Linked DNA regions of Mus musculus: region 2 is linked to region 1. The links are chromatin loops, found by intact Hi-C in ENCODE. Cell type or tissue: gastrocnemius. All regions are shown on one strand.

The links. Peaks named below come from ENCODE experiments on the same cell type or tissue, not always from the same donor. Only the 100,000 strongest peaks of a DNase experiment are listed, where the experiment ranks them.
Region 2: it touches region 1 in a loop (2.2-fold over the local background); 2 of 42 quality-filtered maps call a loop at or near these places.

What each region holds. Positions count from the first base shown.
Region 1 is chr2:4,490,402-4,495,401 of GRCm38, forward strand. The region is part of intron 4 of Frmd4a (FERM domain containing 4A); the gene reads left to right. The region is part of intron 3 of Gm39751 (a long non-coding RNA gene); the gene reads right to left. Among named protein-coding and RNA genes, the nearest start is that of Gm39751, 21 kb to the right of the region's middle. In gastrocnemius, a CTCF peak has its summit at 2,331 (motif pointing left); DNase peaks (open chromatin) are centred at 669, 1,702, 2,332 and 2,870; H3K27ac peaks cover 1,023 bases.
Region 2 is chr2:4,157,471-4,162,470 of GRCm38, forward strand. The region is part of intron 1 of Frmd4a (FERM domain containing 4A); the gene reads left to right. Among named protein-coding and RNA genes, the nearest start is that of Frmd4a, 7.1 kb to the left of the region's middle. In gastrocnemius, a CTCF peak has its summit at 2,263; no DNase peak of the experiment used is centred here.

The DNA.
Region 1 (5,000 bases):
TAATAAAACGGGTCCAGAAAAAGGAAATGGGAGGAAAACATAGCTACATAGCCAAGGAAGTCTATGCATATTTGTGGGCCCAGATTTGTGCTTGGAAAAATTCCTACATATCAGGAGAGTGCCGTGAAGTGTGTATTCAGTTAAATCCCCAAATTTAGCCGCTGTGTTTGTGGGAGAATAAATATTAGATTTATCTCTTTAGACCTTGAGTTTTATGAACAACAAACTGAAATAAACAATAGGAAATCGACAACAAGGGACTGGCTATTATCTAGAAGAAGATTCTCTGGCCCTGAAGATGTCTCTCTCCGTGATTGAGACTATAGTTGCTACTTCCTGTTCCTTGAAAGGACAATGGTGTCTTATTGGAGGTGCCTAGCTAACCCGACCTTGCCTTAATTCAGCTGGGTCCCTGGTTACAAAGTAAAGCCTCTGAAATCCTAAGCATCAGAGGCACTTGGCTGCAGAAATCCACAGCTTACCATCCACATTATTATCACCCCCTCTTCACCACCGAAAGTCAGCGTTCCAAATGTGACATTTGTGTTCATTACAAAATGAAACCACTGGCCCGTTTAATTAACATTTGCTGTAAATATTCAGTGGTTCCCCAAGTGCCAAGAGGTAGCTAGCTGCAAGAGTGGCAGCAGGGCAGGGGCCTGGCAGAGCTCTCGCTGGCTGACGTCATCTGGATAGAGGTCAGTGTGTTACAGCCTTAGCTCATAGCCTCTGTGAGGTAAAAAAGAGATGCCATTCCCCAAGGCTGCAGGCAGGTCTAGATGTATAATCATTCAAGCAACCAGAATGGAGTACATACCTCAACTTCAGACTAGGATAAAATACTGAGTCCCGAGTCCTCTGAGCTGCTGTGGGTGTGACATGGCTCCTGGAGGTTACCATTCTGGCTGGCTTTGACCTCAGCCTAGACGGTTGCTCCTTTCAGCTCAGAAGAAAGCACTAAGATTATCCCTGGTGTGTGTGGAAAATAACTTATTTTAATATGTACATTTTGTGGGCTGGAGAAATGACTGGCGCGGGGCGGGGGAGGGGGGGAGTAAGACTGAATAAGCTGAGGGCATGGCCAGCTCAAAGGTATGGTTAAGGGGAAGGGTTTATTATAGGTGTGAGGAAGAAAACAGCCAGAGGCATCTGGAAGAGCATAGAGCAGAGAAGGCAATAGAACACGACCAGCAGACTGGCTTTGACCATGGGGTTAGAGGAGAGAGAAAGAGAAGGAGAAGACCAACATGGAGCAAAATGGAGAGGGGGTGCTGAAATAGCAGGGCTATAAAGAGAAGTGAGTATCTGGGGAGGGAAGCCCATGAGCTAAAGGCAGCGCTGAGAAGAGCCAGGATGCTAGCATGGACTCTGAAATGTGTGCTTGTACTTGTGATGCTGGGAGCCTGGAAGCCAGCGTGCACTTTAGTATATGAGTAAGCACCACAGATGTGTGCCTTGTGCCAGTGATAAGGGGATGGCTCTTTGGTAGAGAGGGAAGCAGCTTCATGGGTTCCTGGGGAATGCTGGCTTTTGTCTAGCCACCAGAATTCAGGGAAATGGAGTTTCCTTTGGGCCTGACAGCTGCCAGGCCTGGTGACCTGAGTTCCCTCCCTGGAACCCAGGTGGTGGACAGAGAGAGATGACTCTGCCAAGCACTCCTCTATCCTCCACAGACACAAGTGCATTCACACACAGGGAGGGGTTTGCCTTGCTGTTCAAGTATGATGAAGCCAACAGATCAAGGGTTGAAAGTGTCCTGTGACAGAGCCCAGGAGAAGAGGTGATGTCACATGGTGCCGGGAGAGTTGGGAGGCAAAGGGGGGAAAAGAAGGCAGTATCCTCTACTGGGCTTTCTATGGAAAGCCACTGCCGCGCTGGGAAAACAGGCTTGGGATTGGCTAATTTAAATGACTATGATTTCAATGGGCTTTCCAACCTAGGGCCTTTCCCATGTCATCTGGAACATGTCTCTGGTCAGAAAGGTAGGGGACCATGAGAGAAGAGATGGTGGCAGCATTTGAGAGTCAGTAGAGGTTGTAGAAGTGAGACTTTGGGCCCCTTAGTCATATTTGAGAGTTAGAGCTCTGATGGCCATGGGTAGCTTACTAGCTGTATGAACTGGCTGACTTTGAAGCCAGCAAGGCCCAGACATTCACGCATTGTAAAGATACGGTTAATGCCGAGCAGACTTGGGGTTGCCTGTATAGACCCTTGCAGCGGAAGATACATCTTTTGTTTTCCCTGGACTCACTCAGAAACTCAGAAGGTTCTTTGTAAACTGTTTGAGGAAGCCATCCCTTCCCTACATGGGCAGTTAAGGAGGAGCAACAGTGCCCCCTACTGACACAGAGGACCACAAACCAGATGTTCATAAAAGCACCAGACCTAGTTTTTTGGAGGGGGAGAGAGGAAAGGGCAACCTCAACTTTTCTTGCAAACCATCGAGTCCCCTCATTTCCCCAGAAATCTCTTCAACCTTGTGCCCGGCCAGGGTGGGAATAGAGATGTCTCGGGTCTCTTTTCATCCAGACATTTCACTTCAGAGTTTCCTAGCACAGATCGAAAGTTCAGGATGAATTAAACGCCCAAGGTTATGAACAAACACATGCCAGGCCCCAAGCCTCCAGGATTTTCCAGTCTGTTGTCTTGGTGATAAAGGTTAACAGGAAACTGCTTTCCGATTTCTGTCAAGAGGAGGATTGCTCTCTCTCTCTCTCTCTCTCTCTCTCTCCCTTTCCCCCTCCGCTCCCCCTCCCCTCTCCCTCTCTTGCTCTCCCTCTCTTGCTCTCCCTCCCTTCCACCTCTCTCCTAGCCATGCTTGTCATTTCTGCACCTCCTTGGACTTGACTGCCAGATGGTAGACGTCCATGAAAACGGAAGCGGGCGCCTGAGACAGCAGGGCTGCCGCCTCATTTACTTCTCCATTACCGCAGCGCGGAAGGGAGAAGTGGAGTGTTGGGCTCTTAGGAGATAGTCTTCAGGAGAAACCTGGGGCTGAGGAGGGGGGCTGAGGAGGGGGGTACACAGGACATCTCTGTGCTTTAGTTGAGGACTAAGGCAAACGGGATAAAGACACAGGACTTGGAAAACTGGGCTATTTCAGACCCCGTGGGCTTCCACTCAAACATTACTATGGCGATAAGCCTTCCCTGCCAGGCTTGGGAGGTCACTGGTGGGTTTTTGTCATTAAGAGACAAGCAAATCAGCAGCCATGCTTTATCCACTTTCTGTGTAGACAGGGAAAGACAGGAAGTAGCCTGAAACCTGGCTGTGTTGGGGGGTGAGACCCCACACCTGAAGTTTTATGACATTTTGCTTATCATTTGTTATTTCTTTGTCCTTACTCTTTCTCTGCTGATGTGGCTTAAATCTGAATTATACACACGCACACACAGATAGATACACACAGATGCAGACACATGCACACACACATACACACAGAGAGACACAGACACACATATACACACAGAAAGACACAGACATACAAACACACACACATACACACACAGAAACACACACACAAGCACAGACACACACAAACACACATGTACACACATACACACAGACACAGGCACACACACACATACACACAGAGAGATACACACACACACAGATACAGACACATGCACACACACATATACACAGAGAGACGCAGACACACACGTACACAGACATACACACACACATACACAGAGAGATACACACACAGACACATGTGTAAACACACAGAGAGAGACACAGACACACATATACATACAGAAAGACACAGACATACAAACACACACACATCCACACACACGCACGCACACACTCACGCACATACGTTTGTTGAATGTTCGGACCCAACTGGTGCTGCCATTTGGGGACATTGAGGAACCTTTGTGACATGGGACTTATCTAGCAAAGGCAGGTTGCTGGAGGGAAACCTTGGAGGATATATTTGTCTTGGTTCCAGCCTGAGCTCTGTGCTTCCTAAACCATCCACGAAAACATGAGCAAACCTTTCTGAAAGCCCCCTCAGCTGCCACACTGTCCCTGCCACGCTGGACTGGTGTCTCCAAACATCAACCCCAAATGAGTCCTTCCTCCTTTTCATTGCTTCTGTGAGGTGTTCCTTCACAATGACAAGAAAGTAGCATACTACCCCTTAGGGACTCTGACCAAGGTGGGACAGACTGAAGAAAAGCTGAGCATCAAAGTTAGCAGTTATGTCAGGCTCTGTACTTGATCTAGAGGCACAAAGATAACAGTGGTATGCCCCACCCCTCCTGGAGGCCTGGGTTGTCAGAAATGACAGGGCTGAGGGAAGTGTACTGAGCAGTGCCCCAGGAGCTCAGGGGAGGGGCTGTGCTTGCATATATGGTGGAGCTGGGGGTAGGGGAGCAGGAGCTATAGCAATGTCCTCTGCGGGGTGGCTTGGGCAGAAGCACGGCTGTCAGGTGATCTCTGAGCCAGCATAAACTTCCAGGAGTGCAATCCCATACTCACCCAGTCAGCCATTACCCCACTGTGTCCATGTCTCACTATCAAAACGGAACACAGTACCAGAATAATAGCAGACTCCCCCGAAGGCTAACGGTGACTTTTCCACTATGTGATAATTTGAGTCTACATTTGTGGAGTCTGAAATAGCTCAATTTTCAAAGTACTTCCCTGTCTGTGTTGCTTTTATTCCTCTCGTTTTCTCTCTTCTTTCCAGTTTGTTATTCTGCCTGCCCTTTAACAACGACAGCGCAGCTAGAGAACGACCAGTCCCCTCTGGCAGGCTTTGCACATGAGGACCATTCAGTAACCCTTTGGAATTTTGCTAACTCTGACTTTGCAGTGAGTTGCTGTTGTCTGTTGATGGAGGTGACCGGCCTGTCTCTGAGTGACACCAGGTTCACTGGCACCTGCACACAGTCACCAGAGCAGCTTCTTCACACACATCGCTTGCTCGCTTAGTCTACAGACCAGAGAAAGGGTTCTGAGACTGGCCTGCCTGGCCTGGGTTTTGTGAG
Region 2 (5,000 bases), 330 kb before region 1:
TAAGTGATCTATTGTATTCCTCTCACTTGATTTATCAATTCCGACAAACTGTTAGACCCCATGAACCAGAAAACTTAAAAAGCATGTCTTAGCCTGTGCAGAGCAAAGCTAAGGAGGCCGTGGCAGATGCTTTCAGCTGTAGTAACCAGGACTTCGCATAAGATTATGGCGAGCTAATGACAGCCTGGGTTTCATCTTAATGAGGACTCAAATTAAAGAGGACTCCCTAGAGCTGGAGAATGACAGGTCCAGATGAAATACAAGGAAATATTTGTTAATAGAAAAATATTACCCTATGAAGTGTTGAAACAGTCTTGAAAATAGAGGCGTCTGAGGCAGGCCAGGAAAGATCCTACCCAAGAACATATAATCCTATGTGACACGCCTGGGAGAGCTGAGGCAGACATTCTGTGTTTTTATGGTGCGGCGTCATGTTTTACCTTAAATCCATGAAGCCAGAAATGGGTTTGTGTGTGAAGCATGCATCAGATCTTCTCACCCAGAGCTACTACACGTTATGTGTTGAACTGCTAAAGTCAATTCAGCAAGCAAGAAACAACCTCACTCTTCTCTAGAATGACCCAGTTAAAGGCAACTGCGGGGTGTGCAAAGGAAGTTGAGGCTACGGCACTACTCATCTGGTTACATTTGCCTGTGGTAGTCAGCTTCCCGTTACTGTGACAGTGTCCTAGGATGACAAACTGTCAAGAGAAAAAGGTTCATTCCACTCATAGGTTTGGAGGTCCAGTGATCTCCTGGAGCTGCTTTTCTAGGGACTGTGGCACCTATCATGGTAGGGGTAGAGAAAAGCTGTCCACCTCACTGCAAGGATAAAAAGCAAAAAGAAGATTCCACAGGACCCTTGAAGGCCTCCCTGAAAGGAAATTAAAAATCTCCCATTAGACCTTGCCTCTGAAAGTTTCCATCCACCTACCAGTAGGAGCAAGCCTGTGTTGTAGGGGCTTTGGGGGAGACTCTCCATAGTCACACTAATAGAACCTACTAAAGAGACAGTGAGCAGGGTGCTATATCCAGTTCCAGTTAAATTACCTGGGTTCAGACTCTAGGTGTCACCTCCTGTAGCATGGCATTTCTGAGTCTCAATTTCCTTGCATATAAAACAAATACAATAATAAAATCTAATTTTTATTTACTTTTATGCATGTTTTGATGCAAATTTATACATACCATGTGCCAGTAGAGGCCATAAGAAGCCATCAGATCCCCTTGACCTGAAGTTACAGGTGCTTGGGAAACACTCATTGTGCATACTAGGAACTAAACCCGGGTCCTCTGCAAGGGCAATATTTCTTAACCGCTGAGCCATTTCTCCAGCTCCAGATAACAGGACCTATATCCTGGATCATTATGAGAAGCAAACCCATTCATTACCAGCAGGTTTCAGACCCCCACAATAGATATAATAATAGTATGAATGTACAAAACATTAGGTGTGTAAATACGCACAGAAGTTCAGACTCATGATACGTGTTTGGAACAAGTTGTCCTCCTGAGAACTGAATTGTAAAAACAGATGATCTGTCTTTCATATGATGTAACTGAAGTGAGGAGGGACAGCATCACCTACCCGTGAGCTCCCTGCCAGGTAGGGTCTTCACCTGTCACCTGTCACTGTGCAGCTCCAGGGGCTTAGGGGAAAGCAGATACCATTGCAGCATAAATCAGTGCTCATTACAATAAACCCTTTCTCAACAAATGACTATGGCACATGGAATGTTTAAAATCGAGCAGCATCAGTTAAAGGTATCCAAATCAATTAAAGAACAGCAGCTTTTCCTTTTTATGGTTTTAGTCTTTGTAGGAAAGACGTGGGTTATCTCACAGCAATCTCCCCTAGAGTAGATAGGATCCCAGAAGTTTGCTCCCCACCCCTCAACCCCTGAGACATCTATTTATTATTCCCTAACACTCCACTATCTGGAACCCTCATGAGAGAGTCTGTGCCTCACCTGGATTTCTAGGATGCCCAGGATCTCCTTGCTTACCGTGTCCTATCCCACTTCATTCTCCCTTTGACTTTTGACATGAGCAAATCAGGCTTAACTTAGTGCCCCAAATCACCTGAGTGTTTTAAAGTGCAGTTTCCAGGACGCTCTTCCTGAGATACTGATTCTGCCAGTCCGAGGAGGTGGGGCAGTGTGGGTGGGGAGAAAAACCCTGCATTTTTGTCAAAAGGCTCTCGATGTCCTTTCATTGGTTGTTAAAAGAAACAGCATCTTGTGAGCTCTTGCCCTCCAGACACTAGTGGGCGCTGTTCTACCCAGACCAACCACTGCCTCTCCTTTCCAGTCCACCAGTCTGAGGACTCAAACTCGCTCTTCAGTTACAGGTCAGAGATAACTTTCTCGAGTTGTGTCCCTAGAGCATGCTCTGTTTGCTTTCTTTCCGGTCTTCGGCATACTCCACGTAAGATCATGTTCGTTTGTATGTCTCTTTGCAATGGGCAATGAGCCTCTGGACTGCCAATTTCACGCTATCTTCTCATTCCCCTTAGACACAGAGTACACAGTGTAGCGCACCAGGACTGCAAGCCCTTGGTGACACAGAAGTTATCTAAGAGTCCTTAGGCGTTCCATAAATACCAAGAATTGAGCAGATCTTGTGTCGCCAGAATAACTGCTTAGGTCAGTCTAGAACTATCTCCAGATAAGGCAGGCGGATTCCACACTGTGGGGTCATGGATGCAGAAGTTTCTGGGACAAGTTGTGCATAGGTCTTTTCTTATTCTTTCCTTTCAGAGTAATGTTAAGAGGTACTCAGTATTTTAATGATTGCCAAGGTATGAGATTGGATACAGGAAAAACATAACTAGAAAACAACATTCACCTTAGGATGGGGAGTCATCTTCTAGACTAATATTCAGAACTTCACTTTCCAAAGTGTTTGATGGTGTTACATTTTGCTAAAGCTAAGGGCTATTTTCTCGATAAAGCATAGCTGCACTTACTCCAGGCAAATGGTCAAAATTGCTTGCCTTCTGTCCCTACCTCCAGGATATCTATGTAGAGAAAGTACACCAGTTAAAACCAGGAAAGCTGCCAATTTGTATGATCATTACAAAACAAAGTGCACCTGTGTGTGCTTTCTCTTTGTGTATATAAAATAATTTTATTCTGTTAAGAGTTGAACCTGGGGCCTCATGCTGAACAGGCACAGGTCCACTGAGATACATACTCAGCCCTACAAAACATTATTGACCAAAATCTGAAGATAGAAAAATAGTAAATGCATATGATATAACAGCACACAAATGCTTATTATAGGCATACTAACATGTTAATATATAATATGTAGCCGGGGGTGGTGGCCCACGCCTTTAATCCAGAGGCAAGCGGATTTCTGAGTTCGAGGCCAGCCTGGTCTACAGAGTGAGTTCCAGGTCAGCCGGGGCTACACAGAGAAACCCTGTCTCAAAAAAACCACACACACACACACACACACACACACACACACACACACACACACACACATATGCAAGGAGCAAGGCAGCAAAGCTGGTGAGTAGCAAAATGAAACAGGCCATTCCTGCAGCACACTTATTTATCCATCCAACATGGACTCATTAAATGTTCCTCCTGAGAGTTAGGCAACAAACAGGCTTCCTTCTGTCAAGACAGCACAAACCACAAGGAAAGGTTTAACAAAGAGATCACAGCAAAACAGAGCACTTTCCACCTGGAAAACAAAGTGGGGGCAGGAGGGGGGGACACATTCTAGAAGCTGGAAGCTGGAGACAAGAGTTTGTTTCTGAGGCCAGATTACGTCTCAGGAAGTATGACAATTTTAATACAAGTGGATGATAGTAATTGGAAAAACTAACCCCACATTGATATTCAAGGAGAATTGTGGTAATGGCAATAACTTCGTGCCTTCCAAGGAATAAAGATGCCTTCTGGAAGATTCTGTTAGTCTCCTTTATCTTACACAAAGAGCACAAACTCATATATTTCAAAAATTGGAAAACTGAAATTTAATAATTTTTCCCATAATTTCATAGCAACATGCTGTATGCAATGCTACCTTAGAAAACACAGGGCAGGGTACTATGAAACTTGAGCAAGATTAAAGTTCTTCCCTGAACAAAACGTTCCCTTGAGAATAGAATAACCCTCTATTATCTTTGTAGAAAGTCTGGTACTCTTTGGTCTCTGTAGATTTTTAATTAGATATATATTTAGTGTGTCTGTATCTGTTTACCTGAGTATGTCTCTCTCTCTCTCTCTCTCTCTCTCTCTCTCTCTCTCTCTCTGTGTGTGTGTGTGTGTGTGTGTGTGTGTGTGTGTGTGTGTGTGTGCCTGTGTTGATTTGTTTTTTGAGTCAGGGAAATCACTACGTTGCCCAAGCTGACCTTGAAATCTTGAGTTCAAATGGTCTTCCTTCCTTCCATCCATCCTTCCTGATAGGATACAGGCACACACCACTATAACTAGTGAAACTAATTTCTACTTATATGATTCCTCACTGTCCAAAGTTTCACCTTCCAAGTCATATTTGCAATTAGGCATGTTCTAAGAACTCTAAATATAGAAGTCTAGAAATAATTTATAATTTTTATCTCATAAGCATGGTTGAAATATTGCACCATCCTACTGTGTCCCATCCAGAAGGAGTCCTGCCTTTGTCAAGAGTATACACATAGTATACACCACACACTTTACTAGGCATCCCAGTTATCAGATTCATTGAAGTCATATTATGGCTGTATGTGGGGTCAGATACCCAGTGAGTGTCTTGAAGTATATCCCCAGATGAAGGGGGCTACTGTACTTTCCAGGCTGCGTGTACAGTGAGTAGCTCTTTACTATGTTCCTTACATGCCTCTCTTAAAGATGTCACATTTTGTCTAAGCTGAACATGCTTCTACCTTGTGACCTCATCGTCGTAGCTACAGAAGGTCTTGTCAGGAATGTCGTTCAGCAGAAGGAGAAGCCCCAGATCATCATTTTACACGGGGATCACACACATATGAAACAAGGGTT